2 separate regions of the Mus musculus genome follow, and region 1 is linked to region 2. The links are chromatin loops, found by intact Hi-C in ENCODE. Cell type or tissue: heart. All regions are shown on one strand. Links, peaks and the distances in the headings refer to the core of each region. The heading gives the core; the rest is flanking DNA. Region 1 has its middle 160 kb from the start of 1700028M03Rik. Region 2 holds the start of Sfrp2 (secreted frizzled-related protein 2).

Region 1 (8,608 bases), core at 2,176-7,175, 350 kb after region 2:
GTTATAAGTTCACTTCAATTACTTACGTCATCTTGGTTTAATCTTGGTATGTTGTATGCATCTAGAAATGAATCCATTTCTTTTATGTTTTTTCATTTCCAATGCATATAGGTTTTAAATGTATTTCCTTATGATTTTCTAGATTTCCCTGGTATCAATTGTCTCCACTTTCATTTCTAATTTTTAGTATTTGATTTTTCTCTCTCTTATTTTTGTTAATTTCACCAAGGGTTTGCCAATCGTATTTATATTTTTCATGAACCAGCTCTTCATTTGATTGACTCTTTGTGTTTTGTTTGTTTCTACTAACTTCAGCCTTGAAATTAATTATCACTTCCCATCCACTATTTTTGGAAATTTAGTTTGTTCCCCCAAACCAAAGAAATATATCATTAAATTATTCATTTAAGATCTCTCAAATTTCTTGATGTAGGCATTTGGCACTAAAATTTTTTCCTCATAGGACTACCTTCATTGGTTTTGGCTTGCTGGACTTTCATTCAATTCTAGAAATTTTCAAATTTCTACCTTGATTTCTTCAGTGACCCAGTTATCATTTGACAGTGTGTTACTAGTTTCCTTGGCTTTATGTACTTTTAAACTTTTTAACCCTGTTGATATCTAGTTGATATTTATTCTAATGTAGTCACAAAGAATAAAGGTTAGTATTTCGATTTTCAAATATTTGTTGAGTTTTTCTTTGTGTTCTAAAATATGGTCAGTTTTGGAAAATGTTACATTGCCTACTGAGAAGAATGTACATGCTTTAAATTATTTGGTGTAAATGTCTGTTTGACACACTTGGTTTATGATGTCATTTTATTACAGTATTTCTCTGTTTAGGTTTTGTTCAAATGATCTACCTAGTGGTGAGAACGGAGTATAGAAATCACCCCTTTTTCATGTTGTGATTAATCTATCTGTTAACATCTAGTAGTATATTTTTAATGAAATTGGATACTGTTATGTTTAAATGATAGAATTGTAATATTCTTTCAGTGTATTTTGCCTTTGACGAATACATAGTGGCCCTCCCTATCTCTTTTGACAAGTTTTGCTTTGAAGACTATTGTACTGCTGGTTTTGTGTGTCAACTTGGCACAAGCTGGAGTTATCACAGAGAAAGGAGTCTCCCTTGAGGAAATGTCTCCATGAGATCCAGCTGTGGGGCATTTTCTCAATTAGTGATCAAGGAGGGAGGGCCCATTGTGGGTGGTACCATTCCTAGGCTGGTAGTCTTGGGTTCTATATGAAAGCAAGTTGAGCAAGCCAGGAGAAGCAACATCCCTCCATGGCTTCTGCATCAGCTCCTGCTTTCTGACCTGCTTGAGTTCCAGTCCTGACTTCCTTTGGTGGTGAACAGCAATGTAGAAGTGTGAGCTGAATAAACTCTTTCCTCCCTAACTTGCTTCTTGATCATGATGTTTTGTGCAGGAATAGAGACCCTGACTAAGACAACTATCTTGTCAGAAACAAGAATTGCTACACCTGCTGTTTTCCCAGATTCGTGTGCTTGGAATAATCTGTTTACACCTATTTACCCTTTTATCTATCACTGATGACAAGGCGCACTTCTTGGAGGCAGTAAAAACAAAATCATGTTTTCAGATTCAATCTGCAAATCTGTGTTATCTTATGTCAGAAATGAGACAATCAATACTCAAAGCTATTGAACAATAAGTCATAATTCCTGTTATGTACTGGTTCTATGATTCCCTGTGACCTACTCAGATAGAATCCTTCTTTCCCATATGTTCTGGCTTGGGGAGGTCATAAATTTCTTGTATCTGTTTTTGTCAAGAGAAGCTTATATTTCTCCATCAGTTTTAATGCATACTTTAGCTGTTATCTTTGAGAAGCTGGAAGATAGCTCTCCAGCCCTTTGGGCTTTGAAACTTTCTATTGATTATTGAGTGATTATCTCACAAGACTGACTTTATAAATACTTGAACTTTGTTCTTTTCAGCTTTCTCTGCTATGTTTTAATGTTCTAATTATAATATGCCATGAGGAGTTTTGTTCCTAGTCCTGCCTATTCACCACTCTCTAGGTGTTTCATGCTTAAATGGCATCTCTTTTTTAATGGAAATATCTCTTCCATGTCTTCTATGTCTATATCTTGGTATGTCTTCTTCTATTAAAATATTCTGAAGGTTATGTCTTTTTCCTGCTGTCCCAAGGTTTTCCCACTTTCTGATCATGTAATTTATAAATTTATCATTGACCTTTGCTGAGTGAACCAATTCCCCTACCTTTCTTTCTGATGTTTCTATTCCATATGATCCATTCTATTGGTGAGGCTTTCCACTGAGGTTTATAATTGACTTACTGAGTTTTTACTTTCCAAATATCACTTCAGTCTATCTTTTCTTCTGTAATTTAAGACTTTATTAGATTCCAATTACAGATTACGTGTCCACTTCTTGGTTCCATTCATCTCTTTGCTTTTGTTCTGTTGTAATATATTCATGTCTTTTTTGAGTTGTTAACCTAGAGTCATAGTCATTATCTTGAATTCTTTGGAAGTTCTTCAAGGTTCTTCTTTTATTATCTATTCATTCATTCATTCATTCATTCATTCATTCATTTTTATAGCCTGACCACACTTTCTTCTAGGAAGTTCTTCAAGGCAGTTCCCTTCCTTCCTTCCTTCCTTCCTTCCTTCCTTCCTTCCTTCCTTCCTTAATTTCTCTATCTATCTACTTATTGTAACAGCTCAACTGCAATTTCTCCTCCCTTCTTTTGCCCAGTCCCTTCCTTCCATCCACAACTCTTCCTCAGTTTCTCTTTAGGAAAGGACAGGCCTCCCACAGTTATTAACCAGCCATATCAAGTTGCAGTAAGACTAGGCACCTCCTTTCCTACACAAGGCAACCCAGTAGGAAGAAAAGGTCCCAAAGGCTGGCTGGCAACAGAATCAGACACAGCCACTGGTTCCACTTATAGGGGTCCCCCAAGAAGACTAACCTACATACACAACTGTAACATATGTAGAGGGAGACCAGGTCAATCCCATGCATGCTCCCTGGTTAGTGTTTCAGGTTCATTGAGCCCTTACGGGCCCAGGTTAATTGATTCTGTGGGTTTTCTTTGGTGTCCTTAATACCATTGACTCCTACAATCCTTCCCCCTGTTCTGAGGGATTCCTAAAACTCCACCTAACATTTGGCTGTGGGTCTTTGCATCTATTTCCATCAATTGCTGGATAAAGCCTCTCATAAAAATTGAACTAGGAATATATACAAAGAGCTCAAGAAGCTGAATTCCAAAAATTCAAATAACCCCATTAAAATAGGGTACAGAGCTAAACAAAGAATTCTCAACTGAGGAATACTGAAGGGCTGAGAAGCACTTGAAAAAATGTTCAACATCCTTAATCATCAGGGAAATGCAAATCAAAACAACTCTGAGATTCCACCTCACACCAGTCAGAATGGCTAGGATCAAAAATTCAGGCGACAGCAGATGCTGGTGAGGATGTGGAGAAAGAGGAACACTCCTCTATTGCTGGTGGGATTGCAAGTTGGAAAAACCACTCTGGAAATCAGTCTGGCAGTTCCTCAGAAAACTGGACTTATTACTACTGGTAGATCCAGCAATACCTCTCATGGGCATATACTCAGATGTTCCAACTTGCAATAAGGACACATGCACCACTATGTTCATAGCAGTTTTATTTATAATAGCCAGAGGCTGGAAAGATGTCCCTCAACAGAGGAATGGATACAGAAAATGTGATACATTTACACAATGGAGAACTACTCAGCTATTAAAAACAATGAATTTATGAAATTCGTGGGTACATGGATGTATCTGGAGGATATCATCCTTAGTGAGGTAACCCAATCACAAAAGAAGTCACTTGATATGCACTCACTGATAAGTGGATATTAGCCCAGAAACCTAGAATACCCAAGATACAACTTCCAAAACACAAGAAAATCAAGAAGGAAGACCAACGCATGGATACTTCATTCCTCCCTAGAATAGGGAATAAAATATCCATGGAAGGAGTTGTAGAGGCAAAGTTTGGAGCTAAGATGAAAGGATGGACCATCCAGAGACTGCCCCACCCGGGGGTGCATCCCATAACGCCACCAAACACAGACACCATTGCATATGTCAGCAAGATTTTGCTGACAGGACCCTGATAGAGTTGTCTCCTGTGAGGCTTTGCCAGAGCCTGGCAAATACAGAAGTGGATGCTCACAGTCATCTATAGAATGGAACACAGGGCCCCCAATGGAGGAGCTAGAGGAAGTACCTAAGAGCTGAAAGGGTTTGCAACCCTATAGGTGGAACAACAATATGAACTAATCAGTACGCCCAGACCTCGTGTCTCTAGCTACATATGTAGCAGAAGATGGCCTTAGTAGGCTGCCAGGGCCAAGAAGTTGGAGTGAGTGGGTAGGGGAGCAGGGCAGAGGGAGAGTATAGGGGACTTTTGGGATAGCATTTGAAATGTAAATGAAGAAAATATCTAATTAAAAAAAAGAATGAAACAAAACAAAACAATTGGACTAGGCTCCAATCTATGAGTATAGCAGAATAAATATCATTAGTAATAATTTCATTTCATTGACTTTAGGGTTTGGTTTTGTTGTTGTTGTTTTGTTTGTTTTGTTTGTTTGCTTGTTTGTTTCCACTTGTGTTTGGTTCTATCCTAGGTCTCTGGGTTATCCAGCTTCTTGTTCCTGGCCCTCCAGGCAGTGTCAGGGCTGGGCTCCCTCTAGTGGCTTGAGTCTCAAGGTGGACCAGTCATTCATTGGTTATTCCCACAATTTCTGTGCAACCTTTTATCCCAACACATCTTGTAGGTAGAACACATTGTAGGTCAAAGGTTTTGTGGGTGGGTTGGTGTCACAATCCCTCCTTTGGAAGTCTTGCCTTGTTATAGGAGATGGCTAGTTCTGGCTCTGGGTCTTCCATTGCTAGGAGTCTTTTGGTTTCATCCTCGTAGATTTCTAGGAATTTCCATTGCAATAGGTTTCTAACTCCTCTCAGAGATGCCCCCCACTCCTGACTTCAGTTGCCTCTCCCAGTACTCTTTCCCTCCATCAACCCTCCACCTGATCCCTCTTGTTCCTATCCCCCATCTACACTATGCCCCCACCCCCCCCACACACACACATCTAGCAGGGATGTCTATTCTATTTTCCCTACAAAATGAGATTTGCACATCCCTCCTTGAGCCCTCCTTGTTACTTAGCTTCTCTGGGTCTATGGGTGCATTATTATGGGGTTTGTAATTTTTGAGGAAGGCTAATGTCTTGGATGTCTATGTGGTTCTTGTTTTTGCACTGGGACTTGTGCATCTAGGGCTAGTTGTATGAGTCAAGGTGTGGATGTGGAGCTGATGGTTTGGGGACTTCTTACATGTTAGATCTCATGGTTAAGGGGACTGAAGAAGTGTAGGCTCAGGACTCAGGTTCCAGTGACCACTTACCTGTGGGGCACAAGGAGCTGTGGGGTAAAGACGATTAGGCTGAGATATTCAGGACTTGAGGACACTTTACCTGTAGGTACTAGGATAAACGAGAAAGTCTTGGACTGAGTGGAGACGTCACTTTATTTTTGAGATGGGGATCTCTTGTGAAAGTGGGGGCTCACTGATTTGGCTAGAGCCCTAAGAGCCTCCTGTCTTTCCCCCCAAGCACTGGGGTGATAGATGTGTACCATGTTGCCTGGCTGTCATATTAGTGCTGAGGGGTCAATCTCAGGTCCTCATGTTGGCACCGCATAGCAGTTACTTTTCTAAGGCTGTGATAAGACACCGTATCCAGGCAGCTTACAGAAGAAAGACTTTCATTGAGGTTCTGAGTTTCAAAGGATTGGAGCTCTCATGACAGGGAGCATGACAGGGAGCATGACAGGGAGCATGGCAGGGAGCATGGCAGGGAGCATGGCAGGGAGCATGGCAGGGAGCATGGCAGGGAGCATGGCAGGGAGCATGGCAGCAGGCAGGCAGTCGCTGAGAGCTTACATTCCGAACCACAGCACAAAGCAGAAAGCACTAACTGGAAACGGTACAGGGGTGGGGTTTGAAGCCTCAATCCCACACCCATCCTCAGTGACAAACCTTCCCCAACACCATACCTGTTATTCCTCCCCATATAGTTCCATTGTCTGGGGGTTAAGTATTCAAGTAAATAGATCTATGGATGGCATTCTCATTCAAACCACCACACACAAACACACTGAACCACCCCTCCCCCACTTATGGCTCTCTACTTTCCTAGGCACTAGCTAAAGACAAAGGAACTGTCTTTTACACTCAGAGCATCCAGCTTTCTTCCTAACATAGAGGTTATACTTTGCTGATGAGGGAACAGACTGGGATGTTTGATTCTTCTGCCCCTCATGTAAATACATGTTTCTTCTGTTCTACAGATAACCTCGACACAGGTAAGACTCCAAGTTCATTGACAGAAATACTCATTTCAGGCAAACACAGTATCATGCAAATGAATTAAAGCAGAGATGTAGAGTTTGGAAGCAGCTTCAGGACAGGTGCTCCATGACGATCACCAGGAAAGGGTGAAGGGATCTAAAGTGTGTTTGTGTATTGATATCTCGATGCAAGATGACTTCCATTGAAAGTAGTCTGAACAGGGTGGGGAGAAAGAGGCCAGCATGAGTGTGATAAGTGGTGCTCCCCATTTATAACTAAATTTGGACATGTTTGCATAAAAGCAAGAGTGATATGAACTTGGCTAAAGTGTCTTCAGCTGGGCAGACATGGGGAAGTAGAAGAAGGCTTCACTCAAACAGGATGAAAGAAAGAGGATCAGATGTGGTCATAGAAATGTTTGGAAGGTATGAGAGCTTAACACAAAGGTACTGCTCGATAATTTATTTTCATTCTGCGAGGTCAGTAGATTTCAATGTCGTTAATCTAAGGGTCATTCTGCATACTTCACAATATTTGAGACACCCAAAGACATGTTTATATTGGATCTGACTACTGATAATAAATGCTAAAAAATTGTATCTGACATACTGAAATAAGCTAACCAAGAAGAGTGGACTGTTTTATATTTTCCTCTTTGATGTTTAGCTTAATAGATATCTGCTAGATTTTCATATATGATTCTCATGTCTATTTCAACATTGCATACCATACCATGTAGCCTCTAGGAAACCCTACTTATATGCATAAGAAAAAGAATAAATAATTGAAGTGGTATTTAATAATTACTTATGAAAGTAAGTTTGATTGTGGTTATAGTCCTAGAAGAGTCTTGTGGGTGGGGTCAGCACTGTTTACTATCACAGCAACAGTGACTTCTTTTCTTTTTTTTAAAAAAATTTTTTATTATGTATTTTCCTCAATTACATTTCCAAAGCTAGTCCAAAAGTCCCCCATGCCCTTTCCCCACTCCCCTACCCACCCATTCCCACTTTTTGTCCCTGGCGTTCCCCTGTACTGGGGCATATAAAGTTTGCAAGTCCAATGGGCCTCTCTTTTCAGTGATGGATGACTAGGCCATCTTTTGATACATATGCAGCTAGAGTCAAGAGCTCAGAGATACTGGTTAGTTCATAATGTTGTTCACCTATAGGGTTGCAGATCCCTTTAGCTCCTTGGGTACTTTCTCTAGCTCCTCCATTGGGGGCCCTGTGATCCATCCAATAGCTGACTGTGAGCATCCACCTATGTGTTTGCTAGGCCCCGGACTAGTCTCACAAAAGACAGCTATATCAGGGTCCTTGCAGCAAACAATTGCTAGTTCATGCAATGGTGTCATCATTTGGAGGCTCATTATGGGATGGATCCCTGGATATGACAGTCTCTAGATGGTCCATCCTTTTGTCTCAGCTCCAAACTTTGTCTCTCTAACTCTTTCCATGGGCGATTGTTTCAAATTCTAAGAAGGGGCAAAGTGTGCACACTTTGGTCTTTGTTCTTCTTCAGTTTCATGTGTTTTGCAAATTGTATCTTATATCTCGGGTATACTAAGTTTCTGGGCTAATATCCACTTATCAGTGAGTATATATCATTTGAGTTCTTTTGTGATTGTGTTACCTCACTCAGGATGATGCCCTCCAGGTCCAACCATTTGCTTAGGAATTTCATAAATTCATTCCTTCTAATAGCTGAGTAGTACTCCATTGTGTAAATGTACCACATTTTTTGTATCCATTCCTCTGTTGAGGGACATCTAGGTTCTTTCCAGCTTCTGGCTATTATAAATAAGGCTGCTATAAACATAGTGGAGCATGTGTCCTTCTTACCAGTTGGAACATCTTCTGGATATATGCCCAGGAGAGGTATTGCAGGATCCTCTGGTAGTACTATGTCCAATTTTCTGAGGAACTGCCAGACTGATTTCCAGAGTGGTTGTACAAGCTTGCAATCCCACCAACAATGGAGGAGTGTTCTTCTTTCTCCACACCCTTGCCAGCATCTACTATCACCTGAATTTTTTATCTTAGCCATTCTGACTGGTGTGAGGTGAGATCTCAGGGTTGTTTTGATTTGCATTTCTCTGATGATTAAAGATGCTGAACATTTTTTCAGGTGCTTCTCAGCCATTTGGTATTCCTCAGGTGAGAATTCTTTGTTTAGCTCTGAGCCCCATTTTTTAATGGGGTTATTTGATTTTTC
Region 2 (8,608 bases), core at 1,707-6,706:
ATCTGCAGGACATGGAGAAAGCCCCTCCTGCTCAGCAGGGCTCTAGGGATCTTTTGCAGATTTTTTTTTTCCTCATCTGGGCTGGGAAGGATGGCAGTGCTGTGCTGCGAGGAACCTATAGGGCCTGCTTGTTTGCATCTTGGAAGCACAGCTCAGTCATTCCCACAGCCAGCAAATAACCGGCTCTCCTTCACCTTGTACTCCCTGCCAAGTCTGCGGTTCAGTTATGATTTATTTCATTATCCCCCCACTCCAGCTCCTTGGTACAGGTGCTTGTTGCCTAGCCTTGCCTGTGCCAGCAAATAAACCTAGGGACAAGGCGATGTGAGTGAGTAAGAACTTCCTGGTGGGGTTTGTCTGAACAGACCCGGTGTGTGTGTGTGTGTGTGTGTGTGTGTGCGCGCGCGCTGTGGGCTTACAGCTATCAGTCTGTCTGGGGCCCTCGTGAAAAAACATACTCTCATGAAGGAAACACTTTCTTTCTCTAATTTATAAATATGCCCAATGATATCATTAAAATTCAAGTGCAATCTTGTAGGTTTTCACTAGTATGAAATCAAATTTTCACAGGGAAAAAGAAAAAAAAAAACCTTGTGACCCATAAAAGAAAAGTTATCTGATTTTTGAAAATATCAAGCAAACTTCGCAGGCGTCCAGGCTTATTTTGAAGGAGGAAAGTGAACTCTGGAGGAATACCCTGTGTCTATTTGGGTTGATGGCAGGAAGAAAAACAACAAAGGCAACCCCCACAAAACAACCCCAGCCCTACCCAACCAGAGAGAAACACTTCCAATCGGGAGGCTCGGAGTGTGTATGAAATGCTACCAACCTGTATTGGTTATTCTATTGTATATGTTGGGCAAATGTTTGAAAAATGCCAAACATTTGCAATAAATTAGAAACCTAACCAATAAGATGATTGCAGACTCATGGTGCCTGCCAGGAAAGATTGCTAAACAACTTTGTATTTTCTTTAACTAATGATGTCTGCAGGAAAAAAATTAGCGATTGAAAGGGAGATGCGGCTGCAGCCAGAGAGGGGTAAGGAAGCCCCCTTTTCTATCTCCGGGGCCCAAATCAGCTCAGACACATTGTATACTTTTTCCTTTCAGGAAAAGTATCAAGAGTGCATGAGGTTTTCATTGCTTTGATGGTTTTTGCCTATGAACTTCCCTCTGTTTTCTAAAAACTTGAGGGAACTCTTCTGCATGATTTTTTCCCCAGCTAATTAAAACCACTCCTAAGATAAAAGCAGATAGTGACAGAGAGATGAGTCCTGTTGATTGCCTTTAGCCTCTCTCCCCCAAACACCTGGGGAGTTAAAACCAATAGTCAGGGTTCCACTCGCTCCCAGACAGTCTTCGTTTTTTTATCTCCAAACCTACATTGGCGAAGGACAAAAAAACAATCTCAAAAGGTGATCAACGTGTATCGTTTGTTTTTATCCAGTGGGACAAGAACGTGCAGAGAGAGGCTGAGCCTGGGTGCTCATCACTAGGACCCAATCATGGTAAATGCTTTCAGAAGCGGGGACGCAGAGCAAGAATCTTAAAAAAAGGCTTGCCACTTTTGTTTGGCTTTCTTAACTACCTAAGAGGAACTGTTAGAACCAAGGAGGAATCTTGGCGCATGGGTGGATATCTCTAACTCCGTATGGCAACAGATTAGGGCAAGGAGAGCTGCCATATCCAAGGTTGGGACCTCCAGCCTGGACAAACTAGGATGTGGAGTGGTGGCTGCGGGGTGTCCCCCACCCCACCCACCCCACTCCCCAGGTCCTAGCACCTCAGGCTTCTTGGGAGTGGGTGGATCGAATAGGGAAGGCTTACCTTCCTCTGTGGCCGGCAGGAGGTGGTCGCTACTAGCGAGGGGGATGCAGAGGTCGTTGTCCTGCGGGAAACGGTCGCACTCCAGCATGTCTGGCCAGGGGAAGCCGAAGGCGGACATGACCGGGGCGCAGCGGTCCTTCACCTGCACGCAGAGCGAGTGACACGGCTGGATGGTCTCATCTAGGTCGTCGAGACAGACAGGGGCGAAGAGCGAGCACAGGAACTTCTTGGTGTCCGGGTGGCACTGCTTCATGACCAGCGGAATCCAGGCGCCCGCCTGCTCCAGCACCTCCTTCATGGTCTCGTGGCCCAGCAGGTTGGGCAGCCGCATGTTCTGGTACTCGATGCCGTGGCACAGCTGCAGGTTGGCGGGGATGGGCTTGCAGTTGCTGCGCTTGTAGGAGAAGTCGGGCTGGCCGAAGAGGAAGAGCCCACGCGCCGAGCCCAGGCAGCAGTGCGAGGCGAGGACTAGCAGCAGCAGCGAGGCAGGGCCCCGCGGCATCGTGGACTAGCGACCCCCGGGGGGCGGAGGGAGCCGAGCGGGGGAAGCGAGAGGCGGCCGGAGCTCGAGCTCGTCCGGGACTCCCTCGCTCTGCTCGTGGGGGCTCTGGACAGCGGGCGGCGCGAACGCGCGAAGCCGGGCGCCGGGAGGTCGGCGCGGGCAAGGCACTGCAAGCCCGCGCGCAGCTCCGGGGGGCTCCGACCCGGGGGAGCAGAGTGAGCAGAGGCTGGGGCCCAGCCAGAGTTTTCTTGGCCTTTTTTATGCAAATCTGGAGGTGGAGGAGGGGGAGCAAGGGAGGAGCCAAACCGGAGTAATCCGAGGAGGCCGGTCACTACTTTCTGGGGCTGGCTGCGTTGAGAATGCCCCTCACGCGCTCGCTGGCAGGAAATTCGGGCTGCGCCCCCACCCCGAGGCAGCAGCCCCTGCGCGCGCGCTCTGGTGATTGCCTTGCAAGCAGACAAGCGCGGGCCACCCTGTCCCAGGGAGAGCGAGGGGAGAGCGAGGAGGAGGCAACGAAAGTCGAGGACACGCGTGGAGCCGGGCTAGCTGCCTTGCAGTCGGATCAGGGCTGGAACGCGTTTCACGCCCCGCGTGGCCTGCGCCCGTATCGATGTGCAGCAGCCTTTAAGTCTCAGCACTGCGTCCCTGTCCCCGAGTAACCATAAACCAGCAGTACTAGACTCTTTGTGGCCTGGGCTTTTTCCTCCCGGTTCTCCAGCCCAAGTTGAGCAGACTGGCTTGAGCAATGTGATTCCACAGCCTCACGACACATTCTGACTTATAAAATGGAATTGCAGCCATGCACGGAGTTGCTATTTTGCTGGGGTGTCTATAGGATTTTGTCACTGTGGAGGACTTGTCAGAGGCATCACGAATTTGCCCGCCATTTCTCCTCTTTGGAGGAGAAAATTTGACCTCTGAAGAGATGTCTATGCTTGAAGGCTGCACGGGCTCTAATACATAGGGGTTCAGGATTACCTCAGTATAGGCCACCAAAGCAATAAATGGGGCTTATGAGTACCAAGGTCAGAAGGTGGGCAGGAACGGGCAGAGACCTCTGTGGTCACAAGAGTTAGTCATGTCCTCAGCATAGTTGGCCCATTCATCCCCTAACAACCAGGGACGCCATCCTGGTCACCCATCCTGGTCACGCCATCCTGGTCACCCATCGGGCCATCCTCTGCTCTGTAGAACAGGGAACCTAATGTTAGGGTAAGTGGATTGTAAGGTGCCAGGCGGGGAAAGGAGTACAGAGAGACAGTTTGGACGTGCGCAGGGGGTGGGTTAAGGGGGGGGGTGTCTCTTCCCCAAACCTTCCCTTGTCTTAAGAGTCAGCCTCTCTTTAAGTGGGACCTTGCAAGTCCTGGGTAGTGACTTCCCCTCTTTGCCCCCCCCCCCCCCAACAATCCTCTTTCAAGTGTAAGGTGGACACATTGTTGCTGCTTCCTGGATTTAACAGCTGGGTTGGATGTTTGCTGCCTGATTTACATTTTCCATCCATCTGGATGGTGAGCTCAGGATTTAGGGGGTCAGCACATTTTGTGGTCCCGCAGTTTATGAGAGTTTAAGGAGTGACGAGAGGACGATAAAATGCTATTTCCTACCCACTTCTGGCCATAGTCGAAGCAGGTAAACACCCAGAGGGAGCCCGCAATGGGAGTCTTTAAAAGTCCAGCTCCATCTTTCCTGCTCTGCTGAAGGCCTGCCTGAGTGGAGCCGTTTCCATCCAATTGGCTCTAGACCTTCCCGTGTCTAGCTGAAGCAGCCAGAGGCTTAGACTTTCTCCCCAGGTAAAAACTAGTTTGAAAATAAACCACACAAATACAAAAAAGTTAAACCAAACAGCTACACAGGCTGAACGCTGAAATGGAATTCTAGTATTCTCAGGTATTCACTACTCGTGGCCCCAAAGTACATCCATGGGGTCACCTCCCGCCTGCCGATCCCCTGAGTGGAAGATCAAGAAGCCCACCACCAATTCGTCTAGTTTGAGTCACTCGCTTTTGTGTTTCGGAGTGCAGCGGGCTGCCCATGCGCCTGGCGCACTACCGCGGGCCTAGGCATTGTTTGGGGAGCCTGCGTCTGTCTCGCTCGCCAGGAGGGGTCGCCCGAAGTCTTACGGGAGTCTCCAGTAACACCGGGCTCAAGCTCTCGCTTCTGCCCGCTTGCTTGCCCGGGTCGTCAGAAACATAGCTTGTTGTCGCAGACCGTTCCAACATCAGTACCACTCGGCCTGGACTCAAGCTCAAGCTCCATCTTCCTCTCCATCTAGAGTCGTGCACCCTCCTTTCGTCCATCATCAGCCAATTGCATGCTTGTGTGACAGGCGTGTCCGCGCGGCAAGCCCGCTGCTGGGGAGCAGGGCAGTAGCCTTCCTCAGAGGGTAGACCACTCACTGTCTGTGTGTGAAGCACAGCTCAAGGACACTCTGTGGTTATCCCCACCGGGTTCCCGTGTGGGTTTATGTAGCCCAGAGGAGAGAACTCCCGGGCAAAGCAAGCACTTGGAGTGCTTGGGTTCGCCTAGGCTCTTCTGCGCTTCCTGTAGGTTCCCAGGTACACAGGTTTCCTATCAAAAGTCGCAAGCCTTTGCCTCTGAGAGTCCATGTCGAGCCTCCTCTCAATTCCCTGTGAAGGGAAGTTCCTAGTTAGTAAACAGTGCGATTCACAGTGCCAGGCCCTCCTATTCTGCTTAGAGGATGCTTCTCATAGTACCGGACCCTTCCCTCAGTCCCACCCCCATCCCAGCACCCAGCCAACAACGTCCTACTCAAATGCTGCAGGCCCAAAGAGCCTCCACATCTGTCTTTTGGTGGTCTTGCCTTTCCATCTGGTGCTTTCTGTCTTTAAGGGGCATTGATGAATCTTGAGGGACACAGAAAGCTGCCCTAGTCTCTCTGCTGCTTGGTTAACCCTTTGCTGGCTGCTAGATTTCTGGAGAGGCGAGCCCTTTGCTCTCAAGCTAAGATGCTTAGGGGGATCTCCAACGTCTGGAGCTTGCTAATCCCAGTTCTGCCCAGCATCCAAGGAGGTCGCAGGGCAGCCTGGGTGCCAGGAGAGCAAGCTTCCTCCTGCACTCTGGAATGGTGTCCTGAAAGCACACAGAAGCCCAGCAAAGGTCTCAAAGCAAGAAAGCCTAGAAGCACAACACGCATGTGTAGTTTCTTAATTTCTCCGATGATGCAGCTTTGGCTGCCCAGGGGGCAAACTTGAAATGGAGATTCATTTTTCACGCTCTCCCCGGAAGTGTTCACATCACTGGCCTGTACTTCCTTTAGAGGGGAAAATGTGGGTGCTAGGTGTCCACTTTCCTGGTTAACACGCAGGGCCTGGGTCAAAGGAAGGGGAGTTTCTGCTCTAAGGCTGTTTTGAAGTCAAGATTTGTAGTCTAGAGCAGCACATAGTAGGGCATCCCCTAACCCCTAGGAAGAGGACCCAGCAACCACCCGACCAATGTCATCTTGTCTTTAGAAATCCTCACTGCCACCCAGCAAGTGGCCGTGATCATTATCCTTAACCACCCCCTGCCTCCCCACTCCACATTTATTTATGGGGGTTGTAGGGCCACAACATTCCTGTGGAGATCAGAGGACAACTTTAGGGGTTTGGTTCTCTCCTTGCACCCATGGACCCCCAAGATAAAACTCATATGGTCAGGTCTGGTGGCAAGCAAACTTACCTGCTGAACTGTTTCGCTGGTCCCTTGATTGTTACACTTTTTTTTTTCCATAATCATAAGGAAATTGAGGCACAAAGGATTTAAGTAACTGAACCATGTCACACAGAGATCTAGCTGCCTGCCTTTGGGTCCTGTTCTTTTGGTTGCCTCCAGAAGTGTTATTACTTGACTTTTATCCACAGACTTTCCAGGGGTGAGGGTTGTCTTCTCCAGTGTACCGAATCTTCCAGGCCTGGTAAGGCTGCCCGGTACCAGGGCCACTACTTTCTCCAGTATTCGCTGCAGCCATCTGGGGGCGCCATTTCCCAAACGAGAGGTTGTCTCTAGTACAAGGAGAGCTGCTCTCCCTCACCAGTGGAAACTGAGATCTTTTACATTCTTACCGGTTGCTCAAGAGGATGGCCTTTGGCCCTCGGAGGAGCAACGACTTCATTTCTTAGGCTCCTCTTCGTCCTGTCACTAGTGGGTCCCCATGCCAGGGGAAGCTACCTTCCTGCGCAGGCGCAGGGAGGACCGGTGCCCACGCCTGGAGGTGCGAGGAACTCTGAGCACAGAGACCAGGTGCTTTGTATTTCCACTTTAAGAATTGGCTAGAGTGAGGGCGAATACTATGCTAACAACTGAACGGAGCTGTTGCTCTTTAAGATGTTAAGGGCCTCAGAGCCATCCAACCTGGAAAAACCAGCCAAGGGACCAGACCAGGAACCCAAGGGACCAGGCCAGGAAAGTTTGCTGCCTGGTGGAGGTCTACTAGGGTGGGGATTAGACCCAGCATCTAGTTTTTGCCATGGGGAACTTGGGCAGCAGTCAGGGGTGTGTGAGGCGATGATCCCTTAGAGACAAAGCCAGCTGAGTTATCCTGTGTCTGACTTGATGGCTACCTCCCCACCAGAAGGAGCCTGTCTGGGAAGAACGATAATTGCCAGGATCTCAGTAAGCCATGTGTTTGGCAGATTCCGTCCACCTGTGGAGGCCTGCCCCCTCTCTGTCCCAAGTACATCGAACTTGCTCGTTGACAAAGGCCAAGAAGTCAATGAATGGATACTTTGGAAGCTCTGTAATAAATGGGAAATGAAGTAGAGACCGCTCAGTGGTTAAGAGCACTTGCTGCTCTTGTTGAGGAGCTGGGGCGGTTGCCAGCATCCACAGTGCGCGGTTCACAGTCCCCTGTAACTGCACTTCTAGTACCTTCTGTGCCCACTGTCCTCCACCCGTACGTTCACCCATGCATGCATTCAAGCAAACACAATCACACATTAAAAAAATTTAAATGACTGAAAGAAGTTGGACCCCATGAAGCTCACCTATAGTTCCAGATTGGGAGACTGAGGCAGGAGGATTGTCATGAGTTTCAAGCAAGCTTTGGCTATGTAGTGCATTCTAGGTTTGTCTGGACTTCACAGACAAACCCCGATTCACACACAGAAACAAATAGCAATAGAGCACAGTTGCTAAGTCGTGCCAAAACAATCACACCCATGATCTTTCTTCAGTGGTGCGGTGCACTTCCTTGGTCACAGAAAGGTTTGTCAGCAGCGGACTGCTGATGGATGAGAAAACTGCTTTGCGAAGGCGTCTCCTGTCCCTCTGTCTCTCTGTCTCTTTCTCTCTCTCTGTGTCTGTCACATCAGGAAAGCTGGTTGTGGCTGGTTATCTTGGAGAGTCTGGTTTCCATTCCCTCTGTTCTTTCAAGGAGAGAAATGGCTCTTGAATCTTGGAAGAAAGAGCAGAGGATGCCTTGGCCTTCCCTGGATTGCTTCTGCTAAAAACCAAAATAAATAAATAAACAAAGAGTGCCAAGGACAATAAGCCCCAGCAGGGAGGAGTCCCTTTGGCCACACTGCCTCTAGAACAGGGGAGTCTACTGATGCCCCCCCCATCCTCCCCCCCACCCGATTCCTCACAACACAAAGCCTTTTAGTTATAACCTAAGCCATCACCTTAGCCCCACCACTCACAATTCCTTTATCTGGGGGTTGAAAAATTTGAAACCCAGGACAACAGTGTAGACCTAGCCTGCATTCCGTCCTTAATTAAAGGCTTACTGGCACCTTCCCTTGTCTCTGCCCTGCTGCCTACCCAGCTTGCCCTGCTGTTCTCTGGGATCCCAGGAGGTCACTGCTCACTGATGGGATTGCGACTGCTGATGAGACTCTTTAAGCATCACCCAATCACTCACATTAAAAAAATGCCGACCGGAAAAGCAAAAGCCCAAGGCTCGAGGTTGTTTGCCAGCCCAGAGCCTGGAAAGAAAGGCTGGCTTGATTGTCTGCTGTGAATAGCAGGGACCACAGGTTAAACAGGTGCTCACTCAGGTGAGAGCTGTGGCTATCTGGCTATCAGAAAATAGCAAGGAGGCATCACATAGGAGCGCCCCATGGGCAGAAGAGACCCGAGTGTGAGCACGTGCTCCTCCCAGAGATGGACCTCAGCGTGGAGAGCTGTTGGTCTCCCTGAATTCATATTTTGCATCTTTGGGTCTTTATAATTGGTAGATTTTTTCCACAGCCCAAATAAAGACATTTGTCACATTTATTAAATTGAGTCATCAATTTATGGCAGGCTCAGCTTCAGTAAGCTGCAGGATTTGAGCTGGTCT

The links. Hi-C counts contacts between places; a loop is a spot of excess contacts. Peaks named below come from ENCODE experiments on the same cell type or tissue, not always from the same donor. Only the 100,000 strongest peaks of a DNase experiment are listed, where the experiment ranks them.
Region 1: it touches region 2 in a loop (8-fold over the local background); 5 of 42 quality-filtered maps call a loop at or near these places.

Annotation. Positions count from the first base shown.
Region 1 is chr3:83,412,867-83,421,474 of GRCm38, reverse strand. No RefSeq gene overlaps it. Among named protein-coding and RNA genes, the nearest start is that of 1700028M03Rik, 160 kb to the left of the region's middle. In heart, for the core only: a CTCF peak has its summit at 4,728 (motif pointing left); no DNase peak of the experiment used is centred there.
Region 2 is chr3:83,760,265-83,768,872 of GRCm38, reverse strand. It overlaps Sfrp2 (secreted frizzled-related protein 2), which reads right to left and starts at 2,552. Exons shown (of 3, transcript NM_009144.2): 1 at 1,830-2,552. The coding sequence starts at 2,331. In heart, for the core only: a CTCF peak has its summit at 4,436 (motif pointing right); DNase peaks (open chromatin) are centred at 2,682 and 4,432; H3K4me3 peaks cover 2,853 bases; H3K27ac peaks cover 2,693 bases; H3K27me3 peaks cover 3,571 bases.